Regions from separate parts of the Homo sapiens genome. Here region 2 is linked to region 1. A link is an interaction called in ENCODE POLR2A ChIA-PET data of the cell type or tissue named here. Cell type or tissue: PC-3. All regions are shown on one strand. Links, peaks and the distances in the headings refer to the core of each region. The heading gives the core; the rest is flanking DNA. Region 1 overlaps LINC02405 (long intergenic non-protein coding RNA 2405). Region 2 overlaps LINC02405 (long intergenic non-protein coding RNA 2405).

The links. ChIA-PET counts read pairs that join two places held together with the same protein. Peaks named below come from ENCODE experiments on the same cell type or tissue, not always from the same donor. Only the 100,000 strongest peaks of a DNase experiment are listed, where the experiment ranks them.
Region 2: POLR2A ChIA-PET joins it to region 1 with 6 read pairs; 1 of 35 experiments calls an interaction of 5 or more read pairs at or near these places.

What each region holds. Positions count from the first base shown.
Region 1 is chr12:127,038,959-127,044,345 of GRCh38, reverse strand. The region is part of intron 1 of LINC02405 (long intergenic non-protein coding RNA 2405); the gene reads left to right. Among named protein-coding and RNA genes, the nearest start is that of LINC02405, 19 kb to the left of the region's middle. RefSeq lists a silencer at 1,995-2,195 and an enhancer at 2,179-2,308. In PC-3, for the core only: no CTCF peak of the experiment used is centred there; a DNase peak (open chromatin) is centred at 2,115; H3K27ac peaks cover 1,243 bases.
Region 2 is chr12:126,923,212-126,928,598 of GRCh38, reverse strand. All of the region lies in intron 4 of LINC02405 (long intergenic non-protein coding RNA 2405), which reads left to right. Among named protein-coding and RNA genes, the nearest start is that of LINC02372, 51 kb to the right of the region's middle. In PC-3, for the core only: a CTCF peak has its summit at 2,224; a DNase peak (open chromatin) is centred at 2,218; H3K4me3 peaks cover 796 bases; H3K27me3 peaks cover 1,859 bases.

The sequences.
Region 1 (5,387 bases), core at 68-5,067:
ATCATTGCATTTTAAATACATTATCGCTGCATCACTAGAACACTCCAAAAGGTAAATTCATCTATTATTCTCATTTTACAGACAAAGAAGTCGAGGCTTAGTAAAGCCAAGAAACTCTCCCAGGGTTATACCATTAAGAATTGGTTATAGACTAGATTCAAGTAAGTTTAATGTTAGAGACTGAGTTCTTAGCCATTGTGTATTATTGACTCTCCTACTTTTACTGGCAGAAACTAAAGTGTTGTTACTGTGTTGTTTTGTTTTAACCAAGCATTTGGTGTAATTATTTTCATATTCAGACAAGCTACAGACTCCTTCAGGGGATAGCAAACTAATGACCTTCAGGACCAATTCAGTCCAATGCATGTTTTGTAAGAAAGAATTTAAAGCTACATCTGATTGTTTATACATGTTTATGCTACACTTGACACATACGGCCTGTGGCTGCTGCTCGTGACAGAGACCACATGGTCTGCAAAGCTACTATCTGGCTGCCCCTGGTGATACAGCCAGGCTTGAGCTTGAGGTATGATGATTACAGGTATCAATGGAACCACACCAAGAAGCATGGATCTCCTGTGGAGCATGATCATATAGGTGATGGGTTCCTAGCCGCCGAGGGTGACAAGCCCAACTCCGCTAAGAACCCAATCCCAGAGCTGACCCCAGATAGGCTCTTTCTGCCTCTTTTCCCAATGCTCACCTGCTGGAGTTCCTTCACTGTGGCTCAGCCTAGAGTCATTCTCATGTCTGGTATGATCTCACTAATACCGTGGCTCCAAATCCCCTTTTTGGATGACTTCATTTCACAATACTCTCCTCTCCCTACCTCTCAGGATGGCCTTCATAGGATCTTTCTCCAACTGAGGCATTTTCTTGTTTTTCTTCAGCAAGGCTAAGCCCCGCAGTGAACATGTCTGATTGGTTTCTTGTCTTTTTCCCTGCAGAATGCAGTCATGAGGTCCTCAAGGGTCCACACCTGGCATGTCCCAGGTGCATCCCATGGGTTGACTTTTCCGCCTGGATCTGCACGTGCCCCAACCTAGGCCTTCATTTAAGACCAACTTGGCCATCCTCTGTCAAACAACAGAGCCTAGCTGGAGTCTCCTAGAATGAGTCATGTTGTGAACCTGGAATACCTGATGTTCCAACCTTTTACCTGAAGATCCAGGCTGAGTTGTGACCCCTCTCTAAGCAGAAGCTTCACCAGGTGCATCAGGCCTGTTAGAGGGGGTCCCCAGAGTGTTTTCCCAGGATGGCAGTGTGTTAGAGGGCTCAAGAGCTCTGGGGGCTATAGAGTCTAAAATGCAGGGCCCGAAGGATTGTGGTTGTAATTATGGGATCCTATTGCCCTATGGAGATATAATTGCATCTTGAAATTATGAAGTATCTCAAAAAAAGTATCAGTTTTCATTTCTGTAACTATAACTGTCTTTCAGGTGGAGCACTTGCTTTCAACCCTCCGTTTATACAATATTATCCATCTTCCATTCATCCTTGTGCACGTCTCACACATACTGCTACAATATTCAGCCTGTGTTGTGAGTGCTGGAGAGAGACGGGGAGAAGCAAATATAACAGATTGGAATGTTTGCCCGTTAGGGGCTACATCACCCAGCACAGGCCAGGTCAGAGCAGACAGTCAATAAATATTTTTAAAATTAATAAACGAGCATGATCACTGTGGCCAATTAAAGATCTAGTAGCATAAGGAAAGAGTGTGGTAGGGGTGTTGGAAGAGAGTAGGGTTGACTAAGCAAATAAACAGGGAAATCAAGTGTGAACAGAGTGTGAAACTGCAAGGAAATAGATATCTTGTTATTCAGAAAGTTGGAAGCTCATAGCCTGATATGTAGAAAGGGCTGCATGTGTGAGCCAGAGTGAGAAGAGTGTGTTGTGGTCCATGCTGCATGGAAGTGTCAAGTGAATGATATTGACAGGTCTCAACCTAATAACTAAGAAAATAAATAGAAACAAGAAAAGGAAACAGCCCAATTTCCCTGAGTTTCAGCTCAACATATAAAATACACAATCACACACATATATAAATACACCCATCTGCACACTTCCTCTTTTTGTGTGAGCAGCTGGAATTTACTGTAGGTGAAACAAATGTGAAGGAGGTTGCGAAACATACAGGATTCTCAGTTACTATTTGAGACTTCTCAATCTGAGTCAGTCTTATAAAATAGTAACTGATTATTTTTAGTTTAAAGGGTAGCCTCAGTTGGGCACTTCAGCCGGATTATCATTGACGCTGGCATACATTAGACTAGAGTACATGTTGAAGCATGTCTTAAAATCCACCTTGTGTCTGCTTAATTGCTGATATGGTTTGGATCTGTGTCCCCAGAAAATCTCATGTTGAATTGTCATCCCCAGTGTTGAGGTGGGGCCTGGTGGGAGGTGAATGGATCATGGGGGCAGAGTTCTTATGAATGGTTTAGCACCATCTACCTTGGTACTGTATAATGATAGAGTTCTCACAGTATCTGGTTGTTTAAAATTGTGTGGCACCTCCCCACTTTCTCTCTTCCTCCTGCCCCGGCCATGTAAGATGTGCCTGCTTCCCCTTCACCTTCCACCATGATTGGAAGCTTCTTGAGGCTTCCCCAGAACCCAGAAGCAGAAGCTAGTACACTTCCTGTAGGGCCCGTGGAAACAGGAGCCAATTAAACCTCTTTTTTTTTTTTTGAGAATAAGTCTTAAAAAGAAGCACTCAGGCTGGAGTGCAGTGGTACAATCTTGGCTCACTGCAACCTCCACCTCCCAGATTCAAGCGATTCTCCCGCCTCAGCCTCTCGAGTAGCTGGGATTACAGGCATGTGCCACCACACCCACCTAATTTTTGTATTTTTAGTAGAGATGGGTTTTCACCATGTTGGCCAGGCTAGCTTCGAACTCCTGACCTCAAGTGATCCGCCCACCTTGGCCTCCCAAAGTGTTGGGATGACAGGCGTGAGCCACCGTGCGTGGCCCCTCTTTTCTTTATAAATTACCAAGTTTCAGGTATTTCTTTACAGCAATGTGGGAACTGCCTGATACAGTCACTCACATTTGCCGAGTGCTTATTTTATGCCAGATATGATCCAGAGCACCGTGCGGTCATGAACGCACGAGGCTGTCACAGTGATCCTGTGGCATTGTACCCATTTCACGTAGAAGAAATGGAGGTTTAGTGAGAATAAGGGTATAAACATATAAGTAGATAGATATTAATAGATAGGTGGGTAGATACGATTTTTCTGAACAAACACGTTGAAAAATAGCATTAAAAATATTATCAGTCATGTTTTTTATTCCAAAGCTTCTAAGGGCCTTCAGCGTGCATTGCTACCTCTCAAGATCAATATATGCCACATAACCCACAATAAACTTAACCAGAGATGCCTTTCCTCCACTAGCATCTAGGAGCACTAGATTTTCTAGAAATACTTTGAGAATCACTGATGATGCAACAGATCTCAAAATGCCTTGAAATTTGAATTCAAAATAATGTTTAAATATAAAATGGACTTTTGTGCTTTATTTCCAACAAATAGAAAGGAAAACTTACTCATGAAATTTAGGCAGCCCATCACACAGAACTAGGTGTTTTGTAATTTTTTGACTCAAAATTGGTAAGCCAGCATTAGAAGGAGTGAGAGTATTGTCTATCTTAAGCTGTGTATAGGGATGATTGCAGCATATAGCCCCAAGGCCATACTGACAGCAAGGTCTTATCTCAGAAGATGGGGAGCTCTATTCTCTCCCTGTATTAGTCTGTTTTCATGCTGCTGATAAAGACGTACCTGAAACTTGGTAATTTATAAAAGGAAAGAGGTTTAGTGGACTCACAGTTCCACATGGCTGGGGAGACCTCACAATCACGGTGGAAGGCGAAAGGCACACCTTACATAGTGGCAGGCAAGAGAAAAAGAGAACCAAAGGAAAGGGGAAACCCCTTGTAAACCCATCAGCTCTTGTGAGACTTATTCACTAACACAAGAACGGGGTAGGGGAAACCGCCCCCATGATTCAATTATCTCCCACCAGGTCTCTCCCACAACACGTGGGAATTATGGGAGCAACAATTCAAGATGAGATTTGGGTGGGGACACAGCCAAACCATATCACTTCCCCATTGTGTATCTTAATTTACTCGCCCAACATCATCCTTCAAGAATTGCCCACTTCTTCATTTCTGTACTTTTTCCACACAACATAGACAAATACTTAGATACACACACACACACACACACACCCTTATAAAATTAATGTCTTTCTGAACATATGGCCATAGCTTTTTATCACACTAACATTATCGAAATCTTCGTCTCTTTCTCTCTCTCTCTCACTCACTCACTCCTGCTCTCGCTCTCTCTCTGTCACACTCTGTGTGTGTGTAAATTCCAAGAAATGTAATGGGGAAATATATTTAAAACCATTAACCTTTTTAGTATCTGCAAGGTTGAGATTCAGGACAGTTAGGCAGATATGATACAGAAAGGGGATTTCCATTTGTTATTTAACCTGTACATTCTGTACATTTATTTAAACTGTACATTTATTTAAACTACCAAAACATACATTGTTTTGATAGTTTAAATAAATACTTTTAATAACTAAAATAACACATGTGTCCTAAGTCAAAGAATTTCTTGGTCCCAATTTACCTCCATGAATTTGAAACAAAGAAGCTAAATTTGAAATCTATTAGGCAATTGGCAACATAGAACACTGAATAATGCGTCCTGAAGCATCTTTGTAGTTTGAAGTGCTTTCTCCTTTATAAATGAGTTTGTGCTGCACAAATGGGTGCTCATAGATACTTGACAGAAATGTCCAGGCCTCTGCAGCACATTGTGTATAAAAGGGATAAGGGAGGCTGAGGCGGGCAGATCACCTGAGGTCAGGAGTTCAAGACCAGCCTAGCTAACTTGTTGAAAACCTGTTTCTACTAAAAAAAAAAAAAAAAAATTAGCCAGGCATGGTGGTGCATGCCTGTAATCCCAGCTTCTTGGGAGGCTGAGGCAGGAGAATTGCTTGAACCCGGAAGGCGGAGGTTGCAGTGAGCTGAGATTGCACCATTGCACTCCAGCTTGGGCAACAAGAGCGAAACTCCATCTCAAAAAAAAAAAAAAAAAAAGGGATGAAAGGCTGTAACCCAGTTTCCTCTAGGAGTTAAACACAGGAGATGGTCCGCTTGCCCGCTGGTTTCAGGCGGAGCCCGCCTGCTTGGGGACTATAAGTCGCATTGTTTGAGGCTCCTGGTGAGCACATGGGATGCCCAGGGACCTTCAGAAGCAATTCATGTTTCTAACTAACTCTTTTAGCAACTCATTCCATGAGACATTTATTGGCAACAAGAACTTGTTTAGAGACATTCACAGAAGCAGAGATAGAGA
Region 2 (5,387 bases), core at 288-5,287, 120 kb after region 1:
TACATAAAGCATATATAAAAATACATATATATATAATATATTACATCATACCTTCAAATAACATCATTTCTTTCAACATCTTTTCATTATAACATCGGTAAAAAAAGATTGCTTGTGTTAGATGTAATTTCACTTAAAGTCACAGTTTCCAATAACCTATTGACAATGTCACGTGAAGGTTTACTGTATGTGAGAGAGAGAGCAAGAGAGAGAGAGAGAGACAGAGAAAGGACACTCCAATCCTGAGAGATGAAACTCTACTGATTTGAACAACAAAAAATGTCCGACCTAGATATGTTCCTATAATAAATTGTTAGTGAGGTAAACCTGGCCAAACCTCATGAGTATATATTGGCCAAACCTCATAAGTATATATCTTGATGATTTAATAATTAATATGCTCTGCCTAATATATGCCTTTATAATAGGTAATAATTTGTATTACAAAAGTGCAAACATGTTCAATTAAAACAGCATCTGTTATTTAATACACAAGGTCAATGCGATTTCTAGAATGTGAAGACCGTGGCTACCAAATGGCTAGCAGTCACCTGGCCACATTACGTAAGATGCATATGCACGCTACAATGTTCAATTCTGAGTTAACTGGTCTGAAAACTGATTCATGTATTAATTCCAGGCTACCTATGATAGTAAAACTATCAATACTAGGAGAGGCACTTGGTTCTGGTTTGAGATTGAATTTCCCCTAATTAATTACACTGTGGGTGCATTCTTTCAGTTCTATGATCTGTGTTTACAGGATTATACAAAGATAATACCATGTGATAGATGCAAGCTAATGCATGCACCCCTTTTATTATACATAGGGCTGCATATTCAATTTTTCTTTCTTTCTTTCTTTCTTTTTTTTTTTTTGAGACCGAGCCTCACTCTGTTTTCCAGGTTGGAGTGCAATGACACAATCTTGGCTCACTGCAATCCCATCTCCACCTCCCAGGTTAAAAAAATTCTTCTGCCTCAGCTTCCCAAGTAGCTGGGATTACAGGTGTACACCACCACACCCGGCTAATTTTTGTAATTTTAGTAGAGATGGGGTTTTGCCATGTTGGCCAGGCTAGTCTCAAACTCCTGGCCTCAAGTGATCTACCTGTCTTGGCCTCCCAAAGGGCTGGGATTATAGGCATGAGCCACTGTGCGTGGTCCACATATTCAGTTTTTACCTACTGTTTCTCTTTCTCACAAACTAAGCCAAACATTTGGTTCCAACTGATTTCTTCCTCTTCTTTCTGACATAGTCAATGAATTTCTAAAGTAAAAGAATGGAATTTCAGCTACAAAACAACATAAGAATGGTTTTCTTTAAAAAGTGCACCTATCACTGTTTTGGAATTTTTTCCCTAGTACTGCTTATTTATCTGGCCATCAGAAACAGTGGCAGATGCCTACATTTTGATAAAACATTTTAGAAAATATGCCAGAGACTGAGAGCAGGAGAAACTGCTGAAGGAGAACATAATGTTCATATTTATCTAAATGTGTTTATTTACATTAATGTTTTTATTGGTAGCAGAATATGGTGACATGCAGACTTTTTCTAAAATGTAATATGTAATGCTTCGTTCAGGGCGCAAAATTTTTCTTACAATTTCTACCTTATATATGATTGAGTGACACTTTGGAAAGATCACTGCTGTCCAAATGTTCTCTCTACATTTTAATCCAATACAAATATACTGTATTACTTTAAAACTTTTTTCCCCAAAATTGTATCCATTATGATCATGGGCAAGGATGATGTCTAGGATATGATTCTGAGATTGTATAAGTGATACGAGATCGAGGAAAACGTTGTTTAAAGAGAGGTAAATAAACTGAAAGCACAGGCATGTAAAAGGATTATTTGTGTGAAAACTGGAACCACAAAGAATGATGATAAAAGAGTGTTGAGGAGGGGGAGGGGGAGCCAAGAATTGAAAGCTTTATGACATGAGGAAGGAGGACATTTGTGTCATCTACCAATAAGTAGGACAAAGATAGACAGTAATGGTGAAATTTGAGTTTCAAAACACAGTGATTAGTAACATTGCAGAAGAAACAATGAAAAACAAGCAGGATGCCTACTTTATGCCTAGAGTCAAGAGTCACCACGAATTGGTGGATGAATACGTTAGTTTCATTTCTCTATTGTCAAGGGAAGATAACTCTCAGGTGTGTATTCTATGCTCCTTCCAAATGTTCCTCACTGAGTTTAAGCTCTGATTGCCCCACAGTGGTGACCAGCTTGATAGCACTCCTTTTAAAAGCTTCTTCCCTTTTCTTTCTCACTACTTCACATTCCTACAGTGTTTTCTGATAATACGGACCAAAGAAATTATTTGCACTTGAATTCTCATCTCAGTGTCATCCTCTAGCTGATGACATCATGAGAAAACTGCATCCTCCACTTTGCTGATTATGAGGAAAGAACCCACCAAGCTACCCCGAGGTAGGGTAACACTCGAACTGACGAACACACATGACTTTCTAAAGAAATGTGTAAACACTTGGACTCTTCTATCAACCTTTCTATGCTCTCATAATTTTCACTAACGATCTTTGCAAGTGGTTGCCTATCACCTCATTTTGGAAAATGGGTGTCCTTATTACCCGTGTTTGTCTAAGCCAGCAAGAGTCCTTTATACAATCCCTTTTGAGGAATGAGAATAAGTAGAAACACTGACAGGCCAAAATGATTTTAGTAATAGGGCAAGTAGAGTTCAAACCTATTGAGCTCTCTTCCCAAACTGTGCTATTTTGCTATGAGAGAATCCTTATTCTGAATTTGAGGTTTATTATTCTCAGAAGCTCTTTTCATTTTGTGCTTTGGGTGCTCCTGGTCATGAGAGCTTAAACCCCTATCAACCAACCACTTGAATTAAGAGTATCCACAAACAAAATTGCAAATACAGGCTTATGATTACCAGATTTCATGGATATTAATATTTCATAAGGAGACTTAAGCTATTTCATTGCGTTTTACATTAGTTGTTTTAATAAATCTTTTCCTACCAGCGGCACTGACAAATTTAATAGACTTTATAAATAATTGGTCAATACCGAATGTGTCATAAATTTACTCCATCTGTGGAAAGAGCCCCAGTTGCTACTTTTGTGTTATGTTCTTCCAAACAACCTGTAAGTCACAATTAATGCTGGTTAAAATTGTGACAGGTATTTGACTTTGTCAATGACAAGTTTTGTTTGAATGCCAAAGAAGTTTAATTCCCTATAATTACAGATTATGACACTGCAAATTTCCCTCAGCTCTAACCTAGTGCTATTGATAAGAACACTTTTAATGAAAGACACTCAATGGAGGAAGAAAATCCAAGTTTAGTGAAACAAGAGAAATGTAAATCAGAGTCACAGAAAGCTACAAAAAAAATCCTATTATTTAATTTGAAAATAAACACATCAATCTTTCAGTTTGATTGTTATGACTTTTTGTGGTATATGCTTTAAAATTATAGTGCTTTCATCAAAAGTTTAAAATTATATAATGTCTCCACGTACGTAAAGTAGAAACACTGGGGATTTGTTTTAATGCTTTGAGTTTCTGGGTGTAACTTTGGGGCAAATAGTTTGTATCGAGTTGTAGTCTTTTGCTTTTATCTCAATGATTATTCAAGCTATTTGCCAGGCAGACAGTAGCATTCAAGATGTTTTCAACTCTGAGAAAGGTTGCACATAACCTTCACTAGAGCAGACTGAACTTTCTTCTCTTTTTTTTTTTTTTTTTTCTGAGACGGAGTCTCGCTCCGTCGCCCAGGCTGGAGTGCAGTGGCGCGATCTCGGCTCACTGCAAGCTCCGCCTCCCGGGTTCACGCCCTTCTCCCGCCTCAGCCTCCCGAGTAGCTGGGACTACAGGCGCCCGCCACCACGCCCGGCTAATTTTTTGTATTTTTAGTAGGGACGGGGTTTCACCGTGTTAGCCAGGATGGTCTCGATCTCCTGACCTCGTGATCCGCCCGCCTCGGCGACCCAAAGTGCTGGGATTACAGGCGTGAGTCACCGCGCCCGGCCGAGAAGACTGAACTTTCTTAAAGGCATTTGAAGCCACACCCTAGTATCTACAAAAAAGAAATTAAACAAATAGCTGGGTATAGTGGTGTATATCTGCAGTCCTGGCTACTCAGGAGGTTGAGGTGGGAGGATCACTGGAGACTAGGAGTTCCAGGCTGCATCAAGTTATGATCGTGCCACTACACTGCATCCTGAGCAAGATTGAGGCCCTGAATTTTAAAATATAAATTAAAAGAGATATGAGGATATCATTAAAGTATTTGACCTTCTCATTAGTTTTAAAAAAACAACAACACACAAACACAAATTTAAGTCTCAGATAATGTAAACTATTTTTTTTTCCTTTGGGAAACATTAGATATAAAGTGAATATCTATCTTTGAAACACGGAATGCTGATTGTGAAAATGTGAAGTTTATGAAACACTAGGTTAGAGTTCAGGGAAATGAGCATTGTTATTTAGAAATTGAGAGCTACATGGTAATTGACAGCAAACGCTTTAATGTGCTGTTGAATCAAATAGCACTAAAATTTATAATAATTTTCATGAATAGAAGGTATTGTATATTCTGTTCAATGAATTATTTAGAGCCTAGAAATAATATCCTTTCTACAAACATAAAAGTAGTACCACCACTCAAGTCAATGTTTTAATGAGTTCTCTTTTAACCGGGCTAAATGCTTGCATTTGAAGGCTGCCCTGGTCAATATTTTACTTATTTTGGAAGAGCTGGCATTTCCTTTAGAGACACTGGCCTCTTTCTAATAAAAGTGGAGCACACAAGGTATATTGATATTTGAGTTATAGATATTATAATGTTCAATGAAATCACGGGGCAGGATTAGTCATCTCTGCCATTGGCTGAGGGTTATTGTGAGCTGTGCTTGTGGGCTGGTGTCTGGCAGATGTTTCTTGGGACCATAAACATCTTGGGGATGTAAACTTGGGGGCCATGAGGGCGCTCTAGCTGAGCCTGTACCTGTCCCACAGTGTGTGACATCCCCGTGCAATTCCACAGCGTGGAGAGTCCAGCCCTCAGCCACTCCGACGCCGGTTCACTGGAGAGTGTCCTGTGCTCTTGGCTCACCTGTGTGGACAGAGGTGTGTGCTGCTTTCCCACTCTCTGATGGGGACAAGTAGATTTTCCTGAGCTCAGCCTTGCCTCAGGATGGAAAGTGAACCTTTTTTTCAGGGGATGAGACCAACAAGGGCTCCAGGCTCAGTGAGTTCTCCTTGGTGTGTGTATTTGTGTATGACCATAACTATGGATCTTATTGGGATGAACAAGCACACTGTGTTTCCAGATTCACCCCACTCCACGGGGACTTTTACTTTAACTGACATCTGTCATAATTTACAT